Linked DNA regions of Mus musculus: regions 2, 3, 4, 5 and 6 are each linked to region 1. A link is a loop called in an ENCODE intact Hi-C map of the cell type or tissue named here. Cell type or tissue: heart. All regions are shown on one strand. Region 1 holds the start of Gm35415 (a long non-coding RNA gene). Region 2 has its middle 37 kb from the start of Uchl5. Region 3 has its middle 5.9 kb from the start of Gm35356. Region 4 has its middle 2.3 kb from the start of Rgs2. Region 5 has its middle 130 kb from the start of Rgs1. Region 6 has its middle 100 kb from the start of Rgs1.

Region 1 (4,000 bases):
GTATATGAATAATAAAACACAAGCATCTAAAAATTTAAAGCTAACATCCACTTAGGAGAGAAAATGTGCTGTTTGTCTTTCTGGATATAGGTTGCTTCAGTTAGCATGATTGTTTCCAGTTCCATCCATGGACAGGTTTGAACTTGTGTCAGTTCTGCCTCAGCCTCTCAAATGCTGTAATTAGTAGAGTGAGCTTCTGGCCCAGTTTCCTTTTCATTGTACTGAAGCAAATGTGTAGAATGTTTAAAGCTAATGCAAACATTTTATTCAACAACTAATGAGATTATGACATATTTACAATGAAAATTATGATTAAATATTAGGTACAAATATGAATTTACGTTATGAAAAAAGTCCATGTGGGGACCCGTGTTACAATTAAAATTATGATTAAATATTAGGTACAAATATGAATTTACGTTATGAAAAAAGTCCATGTGGGGACCCGTGGTGCTAGCTGCATATGTGGCAGAGGATGGCCTTGTTGGACATCAGTAGGAGGAGAGGCCCTTGGGTCTGAGGGTGTTTGATGCCCCAGTGTAGAGGAATGCCAGGGTGGAAAGACTGGAGGGGGTGGGTGCGTGGAGGAGCACCCTCATAGAGGCAGGGGAATGGGTAATCGAATAGGGGGTTTCTAAAAGGGAGACCTCGAAAGGGAAGAACATTTGAAATGTAAATAAAGAAAATATCCATTGCATACACTAGCAAGCCTTTGTTGCAAGGACGGTGATATAGCTGTCCCTTGTGAGACTAGGCCGGGGCCTAGCAAACACAGAAGTGGATGCTCACAGTCAACTATTGGATGGATCACAGGGCCCCCAATGGAGGAGCTAGAGAAAGTATCCAAGGAGCTAAAGAGATCTGCAACCCTATCGGAGGAACAACATTATGAACTAACCAGTACCCCAGAGCTCTTGACTCTAGCTGCATATGTATCAAAAGATGGCCTAGTCGGCCATCACTGGAAAGAGAGGCCCATTGGTCAGGCAAACGTTATATGCCCCAGTACAGGGGAATGCCAGGGCCAAAAAATGGGAATGGGTGGGTAGGGGAGTGGAGGGGGGGACTTTTGGGATAGCATTGGAAATGTAATTGAAGAAAATACGTAATAAAAAAAAGAAAAAAAAGAAAATATCCAATAAAGTAAAGGAAGAAAAAAAGAAGGTATTATCATAACAAAGGCTATTGTAGAAACAGAAAAAAATATACAGCAATGTTATTACTGAAAGGAAATGTTTTACTTAACAACATGATTATGTATCCTGTCACTGCTTTTTAGCTATCAGACTATGAATTAATCAATAAAATCTCAATTTATATTGTTTTTTAAAAGAAAAAAATCCATGTGTGGGAAACATGGATTGTATTTTACTATCAGTGGCGAATTGACCATCTCTATGTTTAATGACTGGCACAGAAATCTGTCATCTTTTGTGAGTAGTCTCTGAAAGATCATCTAAATCGAAACCTTCTTATGATATCAGATATGAAACAGAGGCACATAGAGGTCACATCATTTGATTAAGGTCACACAGTCATTGAATGAGTAGCATAGGTAGAGACCATAAATCTGTGGCTTCTTCTTGAGCAATTTTGGTAAGGGATTCTCTTCACATTCCTATATTCTTAGAGGGTCAGTGTCGGTGTGTTTCAGTTCACAAGTTTATTTTGAATATGAAAAATTTTTGCCTTAATTTTTTAAACAGGATATCATGTAATCTCAAGCTGGCCTCAAATTTGCAACGTTCTAAAGGATAGCCTGGAACAGCGGATCCTGAAAACTCCACCTCCCCAGTGTCAGAGTCACAAGCATGATCCACCACGATAGGTGTGTGATGCAGTATGTGGAATCCAGGTTTTTATGCATGCTAAGCAACCATTCTACTAACTGAGCTGTGTTTCCAGTTCTATGTCTTTCTCTTAAAACTGTTTGATTGCTAGCTAATATATCACTTGAAGATTTCTTTTCATAAAAGTCTTAAGAGGTGACTTTTCTTGGAGAATGTTTTTCTGAGCATTTACAGTTTGTAGTAGTAAGAGGAAATTGCATACGTTTTCTTTTGTTTCAAAAACACCCAGAATTTACTTTTAAAAAAATCCTGAATATTCATAGGGGAGAACTGAAAATTGCTTATGTCAACTTGAGAGGTCAAAATATACTGTTATCCACTAGGTGTCGCTGTGTGCCACTGTAATTGATGGCCAGCATACTCTTGGGAGACAGTAGTTTTATCCCTGAGTTTCTATAGCTACACTATGGGGAAAGTAGTTAGGAATTAACCCTGTATAGCTATTGCAATATTCCATGAAGTAGGAACTATAACCCTGTGCTGTGACAGTAACATGCCGAGAAGCAATGTTAAGTAAGGATGTCACTCTTCATGCATATCTGCAGATTCCACTGGCCATACGGTTTATACACAGAGGGAAAGTTGAGCAGAGATGAGGCCTACAGTTTGAGAGTGGAGAGGTGAGCGGCAAGCTTCCTGCTTAAAAGAGGGGTGAACTGACCCAGCTCCTCCCTCCTTTTCTCAAGTGTCTTCTGCAGCAATGTGGCTGGACTTACATGAAGGTGTGTTTCACATTTTAACATTAACTGTGCGTGTTTAGAAGCTTCCAGAATGACCTATTATTGACTTCAATTCTTACCAGGAGTAGAACAGAGAAAATGTATGTATGAGCCTTACAATTGTGGTCCTTGTACCCAAGGTTAGTGTGGATGCTTTTGCCACCAGGTCTGGAAGGAGTTTCCATCTCTCTAGATTTACCAGAGGATGAAGGGTAAATCAGAGGTTACTACCACCGGTTTCTAATGCAACAATTATGGTCATTTAGAGTTTTGTTTTGTATTATCATTGCTTTAATGTTGAAGTATTGTGACTTACATAGTTCTACTTTTCAGTGCAGAAAACAATGACTCCTCTGCTTTGATAAATATGACTTACTCCTCTTTCTCACTTGCCAGATTCTCTCAGGCTTTCTCTTTGTTTCCAGTAAGAATGTACAGAAATAGTGGCAGGCCCTGTGGCGGTTGTAGTGGTGGCAGTGTGTGTGTGTGTGTGTGTGTGTGTGTGTGTGTGTGTGTGTGATGTCTGTGTGCTGAGTGCATATGTGTATGCATGTATGCATGAACATATGTGTGGGCATGTGTGCATGTACACGTTTATCCATGTGTGTGCATGAGCACATGTGCATATGCTTGCCTGTGTGTACACAGGTGTATATATTGTATCATACAGCTGTGGATCATTTCTGACTTCTTCCAGAGATCACGTATATGTCAAAAATACTTGCAACCTAAGGAATGGATAATAGGAGCGATACGGGTATTGGGCCTTCAGCAGTAGTTAGGATCCTACTAGTAGATCTGTTGGTGTAGCATCTAAGGCTGAGCTCTAAATTTTAAATCTTATTTCAAATTTTCCTTTGATATATTTACATATTCTCTTATTGTTTAAAATTAATTTGTTTCCTGTAGTATTTTGGTTAAGAATACTTAACCAACCTGAGGCCAACCTGAGATAAAGTTCCACTGTTGCCATTGGTTTATCATGTGACTGTGTATGAGTTGCTTAAATACAAAGATGAATTTTTTCTTACACAAATGTGATATGCAAACTGTTTTCTTTGTGAAAAGTAAAAAAAGAAAGAAAGAGATAGATGAGGCTCGGTATACCTTTACACTCCTCTTCAGCACCTGGGTTCCCAAAAAGCTACTGACTTTCTAATACTCATCTTGTGCTACCAGCTCTAGCTGGTTAAAGGACAGAAAGCTCATCTCTTCACTTTCTTGAGGTTACAGTTAACTGGACTTAGAAAAAAAGGTACCAGATGGCTTTTTTATTTGGAGTATTGTGTGTGTGTATGTATGTATATGTATATGTATATGTATATGTATATGTATATGTATATGTATATGTATATGTATATGTATATATACATGAATGTATGTATTTGTATGTGTATATGTGTGCATGCATAAAGGCTTATCATGGTCTGT
Region 2 (4,000 bases), 380 kb before region 1:
TAGGTGAGTCTAGCCCAAAGGAAATGATTTGGCTTTTACAAATGCTGCCTGTGATGATAGCTCATCCCAAGCTTTGTTGTAATGGACACTAACCAGTGCTCCCCACCCCTGCTCTCCTATACGTGCCTTCATCCAAGTCTCACTGTGTCCTTCATTTACACATCCTAGAAGTGTTTAAACTTCCATAATTTCTACTTTCATGACTGACATTTTCCTGCTTTTCTATGCCAGCACGTTTCTCAAGTGATGTAATTAAAAACTATATGCAGTTTTAAAAACTACTTTATTCTGGTATTTTGGGTCATCTCCCTTGTTGAGGTACTTTTTTCTTTTTCTATTTTTCTTTTAAACTATCCCTAGATCAGAGTACTAGTTCCTGTAACCAATGCAACGTCTATGTGTAAGAAATTAGCCTTCTCAGGTGTAAATTGAGCTTATTGCATGGCTTTTCTGGAAGGATGTGAAGAAATGTCAGGTTATCAGTAACAGACAAATGAAATGATTCTACTCAAGACCAGCTTAGCAAGCCAGCAAGGTTTATTTTTGATTGGGAAGTTATAGGAGCCTTTGTGATTCAAAGATAGCCATGGCACTAAAAGGTTCACCACTCCCACAAACTCATGAAAACTGTGTTCTTGGAACTCCCTGAGCAACTCGCAGGCAGCTCTGCCAGTCAGTATACTCCCTTTGCAGCAATTTGTGTTGATTATATAACCTGTAGGGGGGGGGGCTTAGAAATATTTTTTACATTATTTATTTTTTGAGAGCTCATCAATGAGTACTGTATTTTCAATATTTCTACCACACTCTCCTCCCCCACCCCCCAATTCCTTCTGGGCTCTAACCTCCCACAGTGGGCTGGGTCCTTCACCATCAGTTAGCAATCAAACATGTTAACAGGCTCTTCAGATAAAGACGATCTATTTAAAGGTGCCCTATGCTTCTGTGCCTTGTTTCCTCATAGGTGAGTCTAAATGTAAGCATGGAGACTTAAAAAAACTTGGAAAAAAATTAGTTACTGGTTAGTTTTAATTGTCAACTTGATATAACCTAAAATCACCTTAGAAGAGATCATCAAATAAGGAATTATTTTAATCAGATTGGCTTATGGTTATATTTTTGGGAAATGGTTTTGATTGTTAATTGATAGAAGATCCAGCCCACTGTGGGTGGCACCATTCCCTAGGCTAGACCATGAGTTAGTGAGCAAGCAGGCAGGATTGGTCTGTCTGTCTGTCTGTCTGTCTGTCTGTCTCTCTCTCTTTCTCTCCTTCTCTCCTCTTCACTGTTGATATGGTATAATCAGATGTCTCAGTCTCTTGCCTTAATTTACCCAAAATGATTTGAGGTGATCTAGAATTGTAAGCCAAATAAGCTCTTTTTCCACTCAGTCACCTTTTTGCCAGGGTGTTTTATCACAGTAACAGATATGAAACTAGGACAATCACCTTTTGCAAGAGATTATCTCTATATTTGGGAATCTCTATTTTCTCTCTTTCAATAACCACATATGCTTATAAATGTAATTATTGTCTTGGAGAAGTTATTTTTGTTGATTTTTAACTTTCAAAATGATACAAAGAGGTTGGGCATGTAGCTAGAGTTAGACTTTGTCTGGCATGCATAAGCTCCTAGCACCATCATAGATGCACAAAAGCATCGTTGGTATAAGCATTATGTTCCAAATGGTATACAGGAATTTCTATACAGAACCGTTCAACTTCATTTGTCTCCTTTTTTCCTGTTTGTTTCTCTACTTTTTTGATTCTTTGTTAATTTCCCATCATGCACCCTAATCCTGCCCCTTCATATATGCCTTCTGCCTTTGCAACCTCCCACTCCAAAGAAAACAAGCAAGCAAGCAAACAAACAAAACAAAAAACCCAAACATCTTGCCTGGGAGCTGTGGTATGTCACTGTGTATCACACAGTGTACCCATTTGCCTAAACAACTTTACTTACATATGTTCACTGTACTGAATCACGGTCTAGTTCAGGGTTTCTACTATACTCTCAATACTGGATGCTCACTGGGATACATCTCAAGTTATCCTGTTATTGTCTTGTGTCATGGAGATCCTGCAGCTTGGGATGTATAGTACCAGTTCCTTCCTGTGCTCTAGCAGTTCAGTTCATAGATGGGATAGATGTTGGGGGGAGTCAATGCAAAGCCCTGGATCTGGGCCCCGGGTGGTACAGCTTACCGGTTCTCCTGCACCTCTGCACCACCAGGGGGAGCTCTCCCAAGTACTGCAGCAAGTGAAGGGTGGGCCAGCTCTGCACAGCCCTTGGACATCGACACGGCTTCAGGCAGCAGGGGCTTCCACATGACCTTTGGTGATAACATGGGCCATGGACATTAACCCAGACCCCAGTTTCTGCATGGCCACGGAACCAGACATGGCTTTCAGTGGTAGTACAGGCTGGCTTATCACCATGGCCGCAGGTGATATAAGGCTACTTATATCAGACTGTTCCTCACCACCCTCATGTCTCCAGTGCGTCCTTTTCCTTTTTTCACAGAGCACAAACTCTTCATCTTCTCTTTCTCATCTCTCCATCATATAGTTGCTCATAGTGGTTCCTGCTGTGGGTAGGAAAAGGCAGGCTTCTTCCACCTGCCCACCGGACAGTTTTTTTTTTTTTTTCTCTTGAGAACAGGGTCTTACTCTTTGTAGCTCATACAGACCTGGGACTTGCTATTCAAACCCAGGCTGGCTTTGAATTCCCAGCAATTCTCCTGCCTCAGACTCCTAGTTGCTGGGATTACTATAGTCATGAGTCAGTATGCCAAGCTTTTACATCTAACCTTAACAGTGTCTTTCAAAATGTTCTCACTAAAAAATGAAAATCAAATTCCTTCTGGATACACCTTTAAATAAAGGTAGACAATTCTAAGGCCCATTGTTAGAATCAACAAGCATGTGAGAGTCAATAGATATTAAGATACAAGATGTCACAAGACCATCCTCACAGCAGAAAAGACATGAAGCTCTGCTGCCACAACTTCTACTCATTCATTTTTTCATTAATTTATTATTAATTAATTTATTAGCTACTCTGAGTGAAGACATTGTTTCCTCAACTGCTTTTGGAGCTTGTGTGTGAAACCTGTGGGATTGTAATACTCAGTAGAGTATAACTTCTCCAGAGGGACAGCATCAGCATAAGTAACTTTCCTATGCATGTGACAGACCAGTGTATAAGAGGCACTTAGCCTCATAAGCGCAAATAATGTTGCTGTAGTTTGAATAAATGTTTATAAGATTCAGTTCCACTCAGAGCACCATTTATAGTGATGCTTTGTGGCCACACTGTAAACATTACTATGAAGGATTTTTTTTTCGTCTTTTTTGAGTGTATGTTAACAGCTTATTTGATAAAGGAGGGGACGAGGGGAGAGATGACAGGGACATTTCCTACATTTCAATTTGAACTCAAGATAGGCATTAAGTAAAATTGTGTCTCCTAAGCTTTATTTACATTTGAAGCTAATGATGGGCGTCTCATCAACTTGAAAATTAAAGAAATGAGGATGAACTGTGAAGGGTGAATTGAAAAGATAGAACATAAATATAGAAAGGCGTATAGAGAATCACATGTCTCCCAGGCAGCTTGGACAGGACCATAACCCAGAATATAAGGCCTCTCTGTCTGTGTCAAGGAGGGCTGCCTCTTGTGGCATACTGAAAACAGTGAGAGTTCTTCCAAGGACCTACCCCAATCTAGTAAGGGACACTTGCCCAGACTGACAGCGTCGTGACACCCATTTAAGGTCATTTCTCAGCTATTGCTGATAGCTATAGTAGTGTTCCCTGGATCAGTTCATATTTAATATATTGTAATTACCAAGGACTTAGTTGCTGTCTGTATAGTGGTACAAACAACAGTGGCACAATCTATATGTTCATGCAGATTAGGCTTGAGAGACATTAAATACATAAATAGCAAACTGGCCTTGGGGAGATGGCTCAGTGAGTTAAGTGCTTGCTGTGTAGGC
Region 3 (4,000 bases), 120 kb before region 1:
CTATCTATCAGAATGAAGATGAAACCAGTTTGTAAGGATGAAAAGTGTTTCCACTACTGTCCACGGTTGACTGTGGAAGGTCACTGTTTCTGAGCTCTGTTCTGAGACCGGTGCTTTACCACTTGTAGTGCTGTGTTTACTGCTCTTCAGTGCTGGGTCAGGGCTTTTTGGAACCAGAATGAACAGAAACTGAGTCTTTCTTTAGCCTTGGGCTGTTTATAGAGCTGTCCAGAGTGGAGTGATTGCTGCTACCCTTGACGCAGTCCCCCCACTAAAGGTAGGGATAGAATGTTCTCATTCCCTCTAATAAACAAACAAACAAATAAATGGTAGTAGTATTTTTTTTAAATTAGCTTCAAGTAGATTTGACTCTTTTTAGATAGAATGAAAGTGGGGAGTTAATTATAAACGATATGATTTGAAGAATTCTTCCAGAGTTTATCTGTGTTCACCCTACAGTTTTTAAGGCAGCAATCAATTTTCTCACCCAATGGTTAAATCAACTTGTCTCAAAACATATCTATTGAAACTCGGATTCTTCATGCTCATGCTATCCCAGGTACAGGTTATATTTTCATTATAGATTTCAATCTTGTGACTATTATTTAATTTATTTGACAGGATCTTGAGAGCTAGGACAGAGTGAGTGGGAAGCAGAAAATTGATTCTGAGCACAAAGCTGTGTGTATCAGGACATGAGGATATTGAGAGCATACATAATGACATGTAAATCATTTTTTATTTTGAATTTTATACAATGTGTCTTGATCATGTTCACTTCCCTCTTCCAACTCCTCTCAGATTCAACCCCTTTCTCTACCTGCCCAAATGTAGTTGTAGACCTGAAGGTGTTGTAAAATGCAGCCTTACTCTGTCAGGCAGTGGCAGGTGAATGGGCATACAGGTGACAACAACATATACTTTATTTTTAGTTTCTTTTATGGTCAGTGCTAAGCATACTTGTTACAGCTTTCAGTTGTAAGACACTGTAATTTCACTGGTAAAAGTTAACGAATGTTTTCTTACCTCCATATTTAGGGGCATTTTGTATGAATTTCTATTTCTTTTTATTGTTATTATCATTAGATAGATCAGGATGGCTTTAGGATCTAGGAGCTCTTATTTAAGCCCCTCCAGTGCTAGGATAACAGGTGTGTGTCTCCATCCCACATCATATTAATTTTAAGGTGTGGTCCTGAATCCTTTTTATCCTGATAACGACTTTCTTTATCCTGAAGGAAAAATAATAAATTCAGGATCAAGAGGATGTATGAGAAATTCCTGCATGTTTACTATTAAAACTTATTATACTATAAAAAGAAATTTCTACTAAAGTAAAAACTGATTTTTCAACATCTGTTGAAGTCAGTAGTTGAACTGAAGTATCATTCTTTAATGTTTCAGCAGTAATCATAGATTACAGAAGAAATGTCAAATTTGAAATTGATCAGTAATTATTTAAAGCAAAATATTTCCATTATGTCTTAAAAGTTGGACCACAGAAGACATTAAATATATAAGAATCTTTGTAATGTCTTACAGGTCATGTTGTTAAATATTAACAATTATTGCTTCACGGGTTCTTCTAATTGATGAGTTTTGATGAACGGTTGGTTTATAACCAGAGTGATATAATACCGTAGACAATCTGTTTTAGAAACTAGACACACAACTCATTAAGTAATATCTGATTACTGTTGCATCTTGTGATCCTACATTTGCATATCTCAGTTGGTCAAACACATTTAGTATGCTAAGTAAAAACAGATTAACTATAACATCTTGTACTGAAAGTTAAAGTTTTGTACATCTCTGAAATGGAGTGTGACATGTCAGAGCCATGCCTTAAGTGTAAACATGCTTCTAAATCCATTGGCTACTCTTATTACACTATCTTGGGTTGTTTTTACTTTTTTACTTAGATCCCATGAACTTGTATGAACACTTTTGATAATATGCAAAATTATCAGCCCCATTTTTATTCCCTGCTACTTAGTGCAGATTATGTAGGTTTTTAGTCAAGTGTTTTTTTTTTTTTTTTGTCCTCTTTTTTTCCAGTTTTACATCATGGTCAACTGAAAGCCACACCTTCGCTTCAGTTATGGTTGAGCATACGTGATAAGTGTATCCTTCAACTGCTCCATCCAAGTAGCCTGTCCGACTACACCATTCACCCTGTACATTCATACCCTAACCATCTCTCAGGTCTCACTGAAGTTCTGCCTCATGCCTGAAGTTTCCTTTGGCTGCTCTTTTGTATATTTCCTCTGCCTCATTTCTAATTGTCATCAGCTTGTTTGCACCACTCTTTAGGCATCTATCTACTCCCACTAGACATCTCCTAAATTTAAACATTGTGCTTAGAAGGCCTGGAGTGATGGCTCAGATGTTAAGAGCACAGACTGCTCTTCCAAACCAGAATACTTTCCCCCTCCCAGAACTCCAAGGGTCTAAACCACCAAGCAAAGAGTGCACAGGGAGCAACCCAAGGCTGCATGTGTAGCAGAGGATGGCCTTGTTGCACATCAATGGGAGGAGAGGCCCTTTGTCCTGTGAAGGCTCCATGCTCCAGTGTAAGGGAATGCCAGGGCAGGGAGGTGGGAGTGGGTGGGTGGGGGTGGGGTGAGACCCACATAGAAGCAGGGTGGGGGGATGGGATATGTGGTTTCTGGAGGGGAAACTGGGAAAGGGGGTAACATTTGAAATGTAAATAAATAAAATATCCAATAAAAAAGAAAATGTAAAAAAAGCATTGTGCTTAGAACACAATTTCTCTCATATAGTAATAAAATTTCACAGGCAAGGTGTTATTCTTCTCCTCATTTTGTAGATATAACTATGCCTGTCTCTCAAATGTGTTTTCCTAATCACGTATTTATATCTCACTTCTTCATCATTTTGGAAACAAAATCCTCTCTCTAATAAGTAACTATTCATTAAGACACCATACATGCCATATTCAGCCTATAAGTATCTTATAAATAATACTATTACAGACTTCACACATTGCTATATTCTCTTTTGTGGGACATTGTCTAGATGCAGTCATAAGGATACTGTAGGAAGAAGCTTAGGCAAAATTTCTTTTAATTTACATTATCATGACTGATTATAACTGATGGGAAATACAAATGGATGAATAAAACCCAAGACCACAGAAGCACACGTCTACCAACCACTGAGAACAATGAGAACGGCTGCATGTATAGTGATATTTAACATCTGATGCTAAAAAATAACCTTTGGTAGCATGCTGATATAACGGCTTTAAAACCTTTTTAAATGAAAAAAAAATACTTCTACTGTTGTTACATCATCTGATTCATCAATACTATGTATCAGTGTTGACACACAACCTGAAAGTTCATGACACATCTGTAGTAGCACTGACTATTCTGTAATAGCACGTCAGCATTTCACCACAAATGATGAATCTTATCGCACTTCTCAGGGGCCACTGTGGCTTCATGTGTCCATGGTGATTATCAACAAAACACTGGAGAAAACAGAAGCACACTGCATTGTCTTGGCAGTACTCTCACTACGTAGGTAGTAGGTCTGATTTTGAAACTGAGTCACTCAGAAGTCAAATGGTTATGAATTGAGTGGGTAGGAAGAACTTTTGCTAAAATACATTTGCAAATTAAAAACATGTCTTAGGTTGTTGGGTGCATGTAAAAGTCTAGCTTTTAAAGATTAGACGGGAGATGAGAGATGATTCATGCATGGGTAATATGCCTAAATTCAGTCCCAGAATCAAAACACTGAAGTTCTTAAAGATTCTCATGTAACAATTTTTCTGTTGTTGTTGAAATACTTTCTGGCTCTTAGGCCAAATAGTATGCATATTATTTGTAGCTGTGCCATCAGTGCACATAGGTTAGTGACTCTTCAGATGTCTGAGTGTTGTGTTGGATTCCTTCTAGGAATGTTTGCATAGTTGTTGACCATCACAGAAGAAAAAACTAGCTTGGATCTTATTGGATATGACTTAAGTGTT
Region 4 (4,000 bases), 190 kb before region 1:
TCGGGCAGCCACGCGGTGAAGGGTCTCCGAGTTCTTGGCTTTTCCTTTACTGAAGACCGTACCTTTTACTCGTGTGCGTGTGTGTGTGTGTGTTCGCGCGCGCCCCACCTTTGTATCTATTGTTCATCCGGACACCCATAAACTGCAGCTGGGATGGGGAGAGCCCTGCTGGCTGCACTCAGCAACTCTACCTATTTTAGAGAAGGAAATCAAACAACTAGAAAAACCTGAAATATGGACTGTTGAGTAAGGTGCTGTAGCTCGCTCAGGCACCTTGGAATTCCTAAAGGGAATTCCACGCTACTCAGGGAGGAAGCGGGAGAAAGTTTCTATTAAAACCTGGTGTTTTAACCAGTTCTGCAGTTTTGATCTTTAAATGCATGGCTGCAGCAGGCTGTGGCTTTGCAGGGTCGTTCCCCAGGAGACCCGAGGGGCATCTCCTGCGGGGCACAGCAAAGATCAGAGAGATAGGTGAGAAATACAAAGGGAAACCCAGGATCTCGCAGTTCTGCTGCACACGGATCATGTGTAGTTTCAGAGCGTAAGGAATCAGGATTTCCTCATGAGTCATTCACGGTTGAACAGATTTAGGAATTACTAGATGTTCAACTGCTTAAGTTAAGGTGGCGGTGCAGTGGGGGCTAGAGCTAGATGTGAGAGCCGGTTGGTGTAAAGAATTTGTTTGGGTAAGCTTCATTTGTGAGAACCCCTGTCTCTGCTCCTGCAGGGTTTAATAAGCCCTGATTTGTAAGAACTAATACATGACTTCAACTACAAACTGATTCAGCTTCCTATGTTACCAGAATGATGCGGCGGAATACCTAAGTGGTTTTCCCATAAAGTCTGAACAGACTAACAAAAAGGTACGGCTTAGGCTCTAGTTATTCTGATTCATACTAGATCTACTAAAAGGAAAATGAAGACCCATTCTCAAACTGGGAACCAAGCAACACATTGTGACAAGCTGAGGGTAGTTTGAGTCAGAGATCAAAGTCTGCAGTCGCTAATGAAGAAGATTGGTATAGCCTTATTATAGAAGGAATATCATTTCGATTTTAGCAACAAATACTTGATAGCATGCTTATGAATCTGTAAGATGAAATTTTTAATAAGCCGAAAAGATCTGCACTGTTTCTACATTTGCTTTAATTTCTGACGATTTAATACATATTTATTAAGCTTGTGTTAATAAAATAGTGTTGCTCGTTAAAATATCTGTAATGTGCAGGCATAGTTGACTTTTTTTTAACAATACAAAACAGGACTTTTTTTTTCTTACAACCCTGGGTATTAAAATCATCAATATAGGTCAGGTGACCCTTGACACTTGTGGCTGTTAGCAGGTGTAATCAGAGCCAGTAGTTGCTAAGTCTCTGTTAGGGCAGTCACTTTCCTCCTGCCTGAGCCCTAATTTCTCATGACTAAGAGCAGCAATGTGATTTTTTCTTCTCCTTTTTTTTTTTTTTTTTTTTTGCCAGTCTCAAAAGATACTATGCAAATCTTGCATTTAAGACCCTTTGTAATGGCAACAAAGTGCATTATTTTGCACATACAAACAGAGCAATGTCAAGCTAGCTTTTCAGCATAAAAAATCTGTAAGAAGTAACTCAAAATTAATTAGGTTCTAAATGTGTAAATTCTATCAACTAGCAAGATAATGCAGTTTGTGTGTGTGTGTGTCAAGCTTATGACAAATTGATGTTTATATAATAAATGAGTAAGGACAAGAAACAAAATAGTTCATATTTAGCACCTTCAAGATCTTTAAACCTGAAAAGCTCTGCTCTTTTTATACATTAACAAAGTGAATTTACATGTGCCCTACTAACTAGTTGAAAGGTAGACCACCCTAGATGATTTTTGTATTTAATCCACTTTAATACTTTTTTTTTCTCTACAAGCCTTTTCAGACTGACAATTGGAAGTAAGTCACAAAATTATTTTTTCTCCCTGGAAATCGTGGATAAATTTACAACCACTGGTAATTTTGGGAGTTTAGGCAGTATCTACTACAGACAGACACCTTTTTTCTTGAGAAGACACCACATGGCACTGGGAGGGAATATAGTGGCAGAATGCTTGTTGAGCACGAAGGGGCCCTGGATTCTATCTCCACCAAAAATACCCCCCCCCCCCCAGGTCTTTTTCAAAACCGGCTTTCATATTTAAAGTAATAGCTTCATGTCTGGCAACTTCCCTTTAGAGTTTGTTGTTGTTACAGTTGGCTTTTAGGTAAATAGGATTGCTAAATACTAAGATGACACACAGTTTCCATTTTGTGGTGGCGGAAGCAGCAATGCAGTGGGTTGAAAAAAGACTGGCCGGCAAAGCCACAGCCTGAGATCTGCTGATAAACAAAGCGTAGGTTTCCATTTTGAAGCTGCCATGCCCTCTGCTGGAGCTGCCTGAGCGCATGCCGCTGGATTCTCCCACAGCGCAGACTTTTTTTCCTTTTCCAAACAATACCACACAGATAACACGAAGGATACAATGTCTCACTTGCCAAACACCTATCTTCTTCATTAATTCATTGTTATGAATATTTATATACTAACTCATGCTCTAGTAATTTAAAGCCAATATATGCTTAAAAATTCACGGAAATATTCTGTGTATAACTAAGTGCTTAAAACAAAACAAAACAAAACAAAACAAAACACAACTTGGCAATATGTTTAGATATTAATTTGAAAGAACTCCAAAACTGTGGCTCACCTTTGTGAAATGTTCTTTTCAAATCAAGAAAACATGGGATAGGTAATTGAAAAAAAAATGTTAATAATGTTCATATAGTCAGAAATGTGACACAGGTTCTCCCCCGCACCCCCCCCCCCATTTTATTTTGTCTAACTTTTTTTGTGAAATATTTTATCAGAATGAACACATGCTTTCACAAGACTCTTTTCGTCACCCTTTTCCTCTAACATGATCTCAGATTTTAAAGTTATTATTAATTTCTTAAACGGTAACTTCTGTGCCCAGAAGCTAAGAGAGAAAATTAGTGTTTTTGTCGGGATTGTATTGCTTTAATGCTTGACCTGTGTTTCAGAGGACTTAGTCACTCAACCAGTGTGTGTCGGTGGTTTCACTTAGCCGTGGCCCTGCTTCCTCTATGCTTTGAGGTGCGTATTCCAAATGCAGGCAGGCAAGGCATTGCGAAATTTAATCACCTTCTTTACCAAAACACTGAGAATAATAGGAACCTAAGGATGTTTTTTATTTCTGAATGAAAAATGCTAACATAAACCAAATACTGCATATAGTTGTGTTCAGTAGTTGTTAAGACTGTGAGTTAAAGACTGTGCCTTTGCTGTCTAAAGCAGGGAGCTGTTGCTTGCTGTGAGTTGAAAACTGATGGGAGAATGTGGTTAGACATACTGCCTTGTACAGTAAGTTGCATAAGTGACCTGAAGACTGCAAAGTATAGAAGCAGAGACTGATTTCGCCACATGTCTTCTGACTGGAATTTTAATTTTTTGCCAGAGAAACTGGAGTGTTAGTTGGAATGGGTTTACTATTGTTCTCAAATTGGTCATGTTTGGTTAATGAAAAGTTAGATTTCGAAGGCTTATAAGCTGCCGGTCACTGGGGATGTAGCTTCCTTCACATTTCTTTTTTCACGTATGAAAGGACCATTGCAATACGAGATGTGATGCACTAGTCCCCACCCCACCCCCACAGTGTACTGAAAACTTTTAAGTAGGGAGAAATGATCTGTTTTATGTATTCTTTAGGCCTTTGATTCATAGACTACTTTATAATACTAGATAACCTTGTATATATTCTCTTCCTTCACTTTCTTTTCTTTTCTTTTTTTTTCATTTTTTTCTTTTCCTCTGCCTCCTCCTCTTTTTCTCCATCCTTTCCCTTTCTCTGTCCTCTCTTCTGTTCCTTCCAATGGACTTCTGCCCTTCCTTTCTTTCACTGTCTTCCTTCTCATCCCTTTCCTCCCTCTCTCTCCCCTCCCCTTTCTTTCTCTCTCCCTCTTTTCTCTCTCTCC
Region 5 (4,000 bases), 180 kb after region 1:
TAACCACTGAGCCATCTCTCCAGCCCTGACCCTTAGTAAATATTACACTAGATACTAAGAGACTGTAAATTTCTCTGTTCATTTATAGATCATGTCTAGGATGCTATCATATCACTTTATGTCAATACAGGAAATGGGGAAAACATAGAAAGAGAAATAAAATTGCAAAATGCACAGAATAAATCATATCATTTGCAAAGGATGATTACAGATGCAGAACATAAAAGATTTTATATGTATTTAGTATTAATAAAATAATTCAGGAAGTTGATGACTATAGGCAAGGTATGGAAGCATACCATCTACATTCATTAGTAACAAAGTTAGTAAATAGTAAGACTCAAAAAGTATAAAAGCATTAGATCTAAATTCATGAGTAGACATTTTGAAAGATGCTCTAAGAGAGTCATCTTGAGGAATTAAATAAAAAAAAATATAGGGACCCTCCCACCTTCACAGACTACAATACTCTAAGACTTGTTATTATAACAATGGACAATCGAAGAAAATTGCTTGGCTCAGTTAAATATTGAAACTTTTAAAGTCTTCTCATTTACATTAGTTTCTCTCTCTCCATATATATGTACATATACATATATTTGTACATATATGTATATATATGCATGTATATGTACATATACTTATACACACACACATATATATACATATATATATATGTATGTATGTATATGTATATAATGTGAGTGTTTTAGTGATTTGATTCTCTCCTTGAATCATGTGGGTCTCAAAAATGAAACTCAGATTTTCAGAGCTGATGGCAAATGCCTTTACCTGGGATCCATTATGCTCAAAAACTCCAGTGGGATTTCCAAAGTGAGTTTGCATGTTTATTATAATATATTAAATATATAAAATAATAGGTGTTAATCATTATGAAAGTTTCATGCATGCATGTTATACACTTTGGTTGTACGTTGTTTTAATGTTTTATCTATTTGTTCGTTTATAGGTGGGTTGGGGAAGGGGTGTAAAAATTGGAAAAATATTGATATTCTAGTATGGGATCACTTTTTGTAACCCCATTTGTAGGCTTTTTGTAGATATGTTTTCTGGTGTTTTTACAACTTTCTTCCAATGTGCCTTATCACCTAATAAGTAAGCCTGTCTCTTTGGTCTCTGCATCTCCAAGCACAGGATCATCCAATCATATTGCCTTCTGTCCCTCTTGTAATAATTCACATAATTTTCCACTATGAGTTAAATATCCTGTGTATATTATGAATGATTTTGCATTATAATTCATATTTTATGTATTGGGAAACATAATTTTTATAAAATTGTGAAGTTAAATATATTATATTTTAGCTGATATTTGACATATAATACTAAATATTTAACTTTTATTTATGATATTATTTTCACTGATTGCTAAAGAGGGAAGCGTGTTTGGAAAAAACATGATTTCCATGCGGTTTGAGAAAACTTACAAAGAATTTAAATCTCTAGCATGGATTTTTTTCCTGTACTTTTCTGCCCTCTAGTGGTGATAGAGCAAAGACCAAAGAAATATTCCAAAGGCAAAAGCCAGTTCTTGAAGAAAAGACAGTGCCTTTTTTTGTTTGTTTATTTATTTACACTTCAGATGTTATCCCCCTTCCAAGACCCTCCACAAGACCCATATCCCCTCCTCTTCCTCTCCTCTATGTGGGTACTCCCCCATCTGCCTACTTGAAATTGAAAAGTTTTAAAAATTATAAATCTCTCACTGGTCAATAATGCTCATTGACATAGTGCTGATCGATGCTGTTACTGTGTTGTAACTTAAGCAGATTAAACAAAGGGCTAACACTAAAATAATTTTCATATTGAAAAAAATTGTAAAATATTATACAATAAATTAAAATTATAAAATAATTTATTGACTAACTGTTCACTCTGACATTTACCTTCCAAGCTGTATTTTGATTTTTTGTATGACAATTTCAGAAAGAGGTTCACATTTTAGAGATAGATTCAAGTTAGTATAGCTAAGCCACTTGATAGAGAGTAAATCTTAAATACAAATAACCTCTATCATTTTAAAAGTGTTTTAGTGGCAGAAACTTGTGAAGCCTTTTATCTGTGTTAGTATAGTGGGGACAGAGATTTCACTTTAGACTTACTCGGTAGTGGAAGTCACAGGGAGTGAGATGCTTACAATGAGTGGGTAAGAAGGGGGTGGGGAGCTCCGTGGTGGATTTTCTATGATTGCTGGTGAAATGATGCACTTGAAACTTCCACCTCTGACATCATCAATGCAGTTATACCACATAGTGAATGAATCTGGAATAAGGATGCAAATTCAGCTTCAAGTGGCTACTGCCAGGTCGTCAGTGTCAGGTATGGAAATATCACATTGAAACCCATGCCTTCAGATACTAACTAAAACAATGTTGTATAGAGAAAAGAGGCCTGTGACTGCTAGTGATAAGCACTATTAACAGAAGCTGTTGGGCTACTGAGATGGCTGAGGGGGTAAAAGTGCCTAAGGCCTTGAGTTTCATCCCTGGGACCCATTTGGTGTATCAAGAGAACTGTCTCTGGCAAACTGTCCTCTAACCTCCATTTGCCTGCTGTGGTATGCATGCATTCAACCACACACATTCACACACACATTTGCACACACATAGTCACACACACATTTGCATACACATAGTCACACACACTCACACATAGATGAACACACACATTGATGCACACAGACACACAGAAATAAAGGTTATAGATGATGTTGAGATTATGAAGACTAAGGGGGACTCTTGAAAAAGGATAAAAAAAATTATATTATGATGTGGTCCATGAGACTGAAGGGTCCAGTGGTATAATGTTATGGGTTGAAGGTTAGATTACCCCACCCCCACTCCAGGCCCATGTGTTTGAATATTTGGAGCTCATCTGGAGACATTGTTTTGGGAGGTTTGGAGCCTTTGAGGGTTTGCAGTCTGGTTCTCTGTATTAGGTCACTGGTGGTGGGCCTTTTAAGGTTAACCGCTATGACTCAGACCCTTATTCTTTCATTCTGCTTCCATTGTCATATAATGAACTCTGCCACACAACTGTGCAACAGAATTGCACTAGATGAGAACCCCATAGGAAAACCAACAGTGTCAACTCACCTGGACCCCTGGGAGCTCCCAGAGACTAAGCCACCAACCAAAGAACATACACATAGAAAGCAGAGGACTGCCTTGTCTGGCCTCAGTGGCCTAATCCTATAAAGACTTGATGCCGCAGGGTGGGGGGATGCCAAGAAGGGGCACCCTCTCAGAAGTGAGGGGAAGGTATGGGGAGATGGGGGAAAATCTGAAAGAGGGAAGAAGGAAGGGGCAGCATTTGGGATGTAAAAAAATAAATTAAATAATTAATTATAAAGAATTGCTCTCTTCTGCCTTTCAAGAGACAATAAATTTACATCTATCTGAAACCATGAGCCCAAATATGTGATTTCCCCTTGAGCTGTTTTCAGTTATCCTGCCACTATTGTGGAGGTTTAAATAGGAATGGCTTCCATAGATTCACATGTTGGAATGCATGGCCACAGGAATTGGCACTATTAGGAAGTCTTATTGGAGGAGGTGTGGCCTTTTTAGAGGAAGTGTATCATGGTATCATGGTGGAACAGTGCCACACGCTCTGGTTGAGTCAGCTTGACAAGCCGAAAGGCTTGAAAACTACTCTTGAGGCAAAAGAGTTTCACGGAAACTCGCTCCTGGAGTCTGGCGTGCTCTCTAAATTTTCCATTCCCGCGTTAGTCTAGTGGATGGATCCACATGCTGTCTTTATTATAAGTGCCTTTTAAGATTGAATTCTGACATAGCTAAAGCCTTTCGCCAGTGTTCCAACAGTCCTAGAACGTCCTTGAGCTAGACACTGACATTCAGAATAGCCTCTGGTATTACACTATCAATAAAAGCCAAGTAGCTCCCATATACAGGAATTTACAATGGTTTAGGAAGTAGATCGGGCTGTGGTTTTAGAGTATTGCATTATTCATGAGATG
Region 6 (4,000 bases), 160 kb after region 1:
GGTGCAATATGTGCTTTGAGTTTTACTAAAGTTTCTTTAATGAATGTGGCTGCCCTTGCATTTGGAATATAGATATTCAGAATTGAGAGTTCCTCATGGAGGATTTTATCTTTGATGAGTATGAAGTGTCCCTCTTTGTCTTTTTTGATAACTTTGGGTTGGAAGTCAATTTTATTCGATACTAGAATGTCTACTCCAGATTGTTTTTTCAGACCATTTGCTTGGAAAATTGTTTTCCAGCCCTTCACTCTGAGGTAGTGTCTGTCTTTTTCCCTGAGATGGGTTTCCTGTAAGCAGCAAAATGTTGGGTCCTGTTTGTGTAGACAGTCTTTTAGTCTATGTCTTTTTATTGGGGAATTGAGTCTATTGATATTAAGAGATATTAAGGAAAAGTAATTTTTGCTTCCTATTATTTTTGTTGTTAATTTTGGCCTTCTGTTCTTGTGGCTGTCTTCTTTTAAGTTTGTTTAAGGATTACTTTCTTGCTTTTTCTAAGACTTGGTTTCCGTCCTTGTATTGGTTTTTTTCTGTTATTATCCTTTGAATGGCTGGATTCATGGAAAGGCAATGTGTGAATTTGGTTTTGTCGTGGAATACGTTTGTTTCTCCATCTATGGTAATTGAAAGTTTGGCTGGGCATAGTAGCCTATGCTGGCATTTGTGTTCTCTTAGTGTGTGTATAACATCTGTCCAGGATCTTCTGGCTTTCATAGTCTCTGGTGAAAAGTCTGGTGTAATTCTGATAGGCCTGCCTTTATATGTTACTTGACCTTTTACCCTTACTGCTTTTAATATTCTATGTTTATTTAGTGCATTTTTTGTTCTGATTATTATGTGTCAGGAGGAATTTCTTTTCTGGTCCAGTCTTTTTGGAGTTCTGTAGGTTTCTTGTACGTTCACGGGCATCTCTTTCGTTAGGTTTGGGAAGTTTTATTCTATAATTTTTTGAAGATATTTGCTGGCCATTTAAGTTGAAAATCTTCATTGTCATCTATTCCTATTATCTGTAGGTTTGGTATTCTCATTGTGTCCTGGATTTCCTGGATGTTTTGAGTTAGGGTCTTTTTGCATTTTGCATTTTCTTTGATTGTTGTCCCGATGTTTTCTATGGAATCTTCTGCACCTGAGATTCTCTCTTCCATCTCTTGTATTGTGTTGCTGATGCTCGCATCTATGTTTTCAGATTTCATTCCTAGGGTTTCTGTCTCCAGCCTTGCCTCACTTTGGGTTTTCTTTATTGTGTCTACTCTTTTTAGGTCTAGCATGGTTTTGTTCATTTCCATCACCTGTTTGGATGTCTTTTCCTGTTTTTCTTTAAGGACTTGTAACTCTTTAGCAGTGTTCTCCTGTATTTCTTTAAGTGAGTTATTAAAGTCCTTCTTGATGTCCTCTGCCATCATCATGAGATATGCTTTTAAATCCGGGTCTAGCTTTTCGGGTGTGTTGGGGTTCCCAGGACTGGGTGAGGTGGGAGTGCTGCATTCTATTGATGGTGAGTGGTCTTGATTTCTGTTAGTAAGATTCTTACATTTGCCTTTCGCCATCTGTTAATCTCTGGAGTTAGTTGTTATAGTTGTCTTTGGTTACAGCTTATTCCTCTTGTGATTCTGTTAGCCTCTATCAGCAGACCTGGGAGACTAGCTCTCTCCTGAGTTTTAGTGGTCAAGGCACTCTCTGCAGGCAAGCTCTCCTCTTGCAGGGAAGGTGCACAGATATCTGGCATTCAGACCTGCCTCCTGGCAGAAGATGAAGGCCCAACACAGGGCCTGTCCCAGAAGCTGTTAGCTTCTGTAGTCCATACTCTCACCTGTGCAGACTAGTGTCAGAGGAACCTGGGAACCAAGAAAGTCCTCCTGGGTGAGGCGAATACCTCTCCTCTGGCAGATACATTCTCTTTCTCCATCTGCTCTTCATTTGTCTATTTTGGCTTTTCAAAAAAAATACTTGTTTATCATCATCATCACACACACACACACACACACACACACACACACACACACACATATATGTATATACATATCCAATATGTTAAAATTAATACTGTCATTTTCACCCAGGAAAGCATCAAAACAAATTCAATCCATCTAGAAACCTAAGGTTAAATCATAAATTACTTAGTGGTATGGTATTGGATATCTCTTGGGGATAGATAAAATTGACATTTTCCAGCAAAACCAAATGAAAAATCTTATTCATTTACAAAAGAAATTGACAAATAGGTATATTCAGTAAATCTTAAATATTTGTGGAGACATGGGGCCTTAGTCTATGAGGAATTTATAATTCAATTGAATTGGCATATAGCTAATATACTAAATTTTTAACTAAAATCATTGGCTAAAAAATTATTTATAACTGTTACTTCACTGTTTATTTATATTAAACCTGATTAGGGGTGGTGGTGGTGAATTTATCACCATGGTCTCATAATGCTTATGAATGGAGGATGCCCTCTACTGGTTAATCAGTTCAGTCAGGACAAAGAATGAAAATCCAAGGTGGAAGTAAGAGCTGACATTAAATCAATCATGAATATATTTTGTTACAGAAAGTCACTTATTTGATAAAACAATCATATTTTTAAACAAAATACTTATCTAGTATAAAATTGTAGGCCCATGTTACTTTTTATAATCTTTTAAAGAACACATACAGTATTTTCAAAGAATGAAATGCTTACTTAAGCACTGTTCATTTCTCTGAGACTGGACAAAGATGCACCCTCATTTAACTACCAGTCTAAACCAGGTATAGCACAGTCCCAGAATGCTCCAGGGAGTTATTTTTCTCTTGTCCATTTCCAGTGCCTATTCATCCTCACTCCTCTACTGCAGGTGACACCAATTTTCTTGTCTCTGTCATTGCCAGCAAATTCTGCCCTGACTAGGACCTGCAAGAAACTGAGGGATAGAATGTACATATTACCTCTCTGACATTTCTTTCTACTCAATATAGAAAGTCAGATTTATTCATGTTTTTAGGAGTATTCTGTCCTTCTGATAACTGAATACTTTTCATTATATGACCATATTGTTCAGATTTTTCTTTCAAAGAAAACAATGTTGATAGGATTGAGTTTGCAAGCTTCTTTCAAAGTGACTCATGGCTGAGGGGCCAAAAATGTTAGCATCCATAGGGCCCTGCTACACATGGGAAGTTCAGGTTAAAGTTTAGGCTGCTGTAAGACAGGAGAACTGTGAACTCAGGGATTTTATCTTTGTGATAGTCACCAGGGAAATTATGCCTTGTCTGGAGTCTTTAGATTTTTTTTGTAAGTCCCCTACTGAATAAATGAATACCACACATTGTAGAGGATACTCTACTAAGACTCAACTGATTGTAAACTCACTTACACTAGAAGGCTTCCATAGTAATATCTAACTTAATGTTTCAACAAATGGCTGGGTATCATAACCCAGTCAAACTGACATACAGAATTTAATCAGTGGTCACTTAGTTTATGGTATGAATTTAATAACTGGAGTTGCATCACCTAACACCTTAAGATATTAGTGTATTTAGAGATAAAATCTTTAACAATGTAAGTGAAAATAAAATATTTCATATTGGCCCTAATCTGATATTGAATATTATTGTTTTAAAAGGAAGATATTTGTTAACATAGGAAAGTGTGTGTGCACATGCATGTGCATGTGCATGCACACGCACACACATGCACAGAGTGTTGGGAGGCAGCACTGTGTGAACACGGGGGAGAGGACAGACATCTTCAGTTTTAGGACAGATGTCCTTAGAAGAAATGACTCTGTTGACATCTTAATCTTGAGCTGTTGTCCTTGAGTATTTTGTAGAAGTCACTGCTTATGAGACTCAGTCTGTATAGTAAGGGTTATATAGGTTCTAACAATTGTGACAAAAACTTCTTTGGCCAGTAAGCTACTTTTGATAATGTATATTTTCATTTCTCTTGACACAAAATTACTTCATATAAGAGCATTCGTTTAGTTTTATAATCTACTGTATTTTCCAAAATATTATA

The links. Peaks named below come from ENCODE experiments on the same cell type or tissue, not always from the same donor. Only the 100,000 strongest peaks of a DNase experiment are listed, where the experiment ranks them.
Region 2: it touches region 1 in a loop (2.8-fold over the local background); 25 of 42 quality-filtered maps call a loop at or near these places.
Region 3: a loop joins it to region 1, with 1.9 times the contacts of the local background. A loop is called at or near these places in 2 of 42 quality-filtered maps.
Region 4: it touches region 1 in a loop (2.3-fold over the local background); 12 of 42 quality-filtered maps call a loop at or near these places.
Region 5: it touches region 1 in a loop (9-fold over the local background); 28 of 42 quality-filtered maps call a loop at or near these places.
Region 6: a loop joins it to region 1, with 4 times the contacts of the local background. A loop is called at or near these places in 10 of 42 quality-filtered maps.

The regions. Positions count from the first base shown.
Region 1 is chr1:144,195,675-144,199,674 of GRCm38, forward strand. It overlaps Gm35415 (a long non-coding RNA gene), which reads left to right and starts at 1,744. Exons shown (of 3, transcript XR_387456.2): 1 at 1,744-1,828; 2 at 2,396-2,572. In heart, a CTCF peak has its summit at 2,166 (motif pointing right); no DNase peak of the experiment used is centred here.
Region 2 is chr1:143,811,881-143,815,880 of GRCm38, forward strand. No RefSeq gene overlaps it. Among named protein-coding and RNA genes, the nearest start is that of Uchl5, 37 kb to the left of the region's middle. In heart, a CTCF peak has its summit at 2,228 (motif pointing right); a DNase peak (open chromatin) is centred at 2,261.
Region 3 is chr1:144,072,736-144,076,735 of GRCm38, forward strand. No RefSeq gene overlaps it. Among named protein-coding and RNA genes, the nearest start is that of Gm35356, 5.9 kb to the right of the region's middle. In heart, no CTCF peak of the experiment used is centred here; no DNase peak of the experiment used is centred here.
Region 4 is chr1:144,004,408-144,008,407 of GRCm38, forward strand. No RefSeq gene overlaps it. Among named protein-coding and RNA genes, the nearest start is that of Rgs2, 2.3 kb to the left of the region's middle. In heart, CTCF peaks have their summits at 178 and 2,400 (motif pointing left); a DNase peak (open chromatin) is centred at 2,334; H3K4me3 peaks cover 1,219 bases; H3K27ac peaks cover 1,396 bases.
Region 5 is chr1:144,378,715-144,382,714 of GRCm38, forward strand. No RefSeq gene overlaps it. Among named protein-coding and RNA genes, the nearest start is that of Rgs1, 130 kb to the left of the region's middle. In heart, a CTCF peak has its summit at 1,512 (motif pointing left); no DNase peak of the experiment used is centred here.
Region 6 is chr1:144,351,069-144,355,068 of GRCm38, forward strand. No RefSeq gene overlaps it. Among named protein-coding and RNA genes, the nearest start is that of Rgs1, 100 kb to the left of the region's middle. In heart, a CTCF peak has its summit at 2,459 (motif pointing left); no DNase peak of the experiment used is centred here.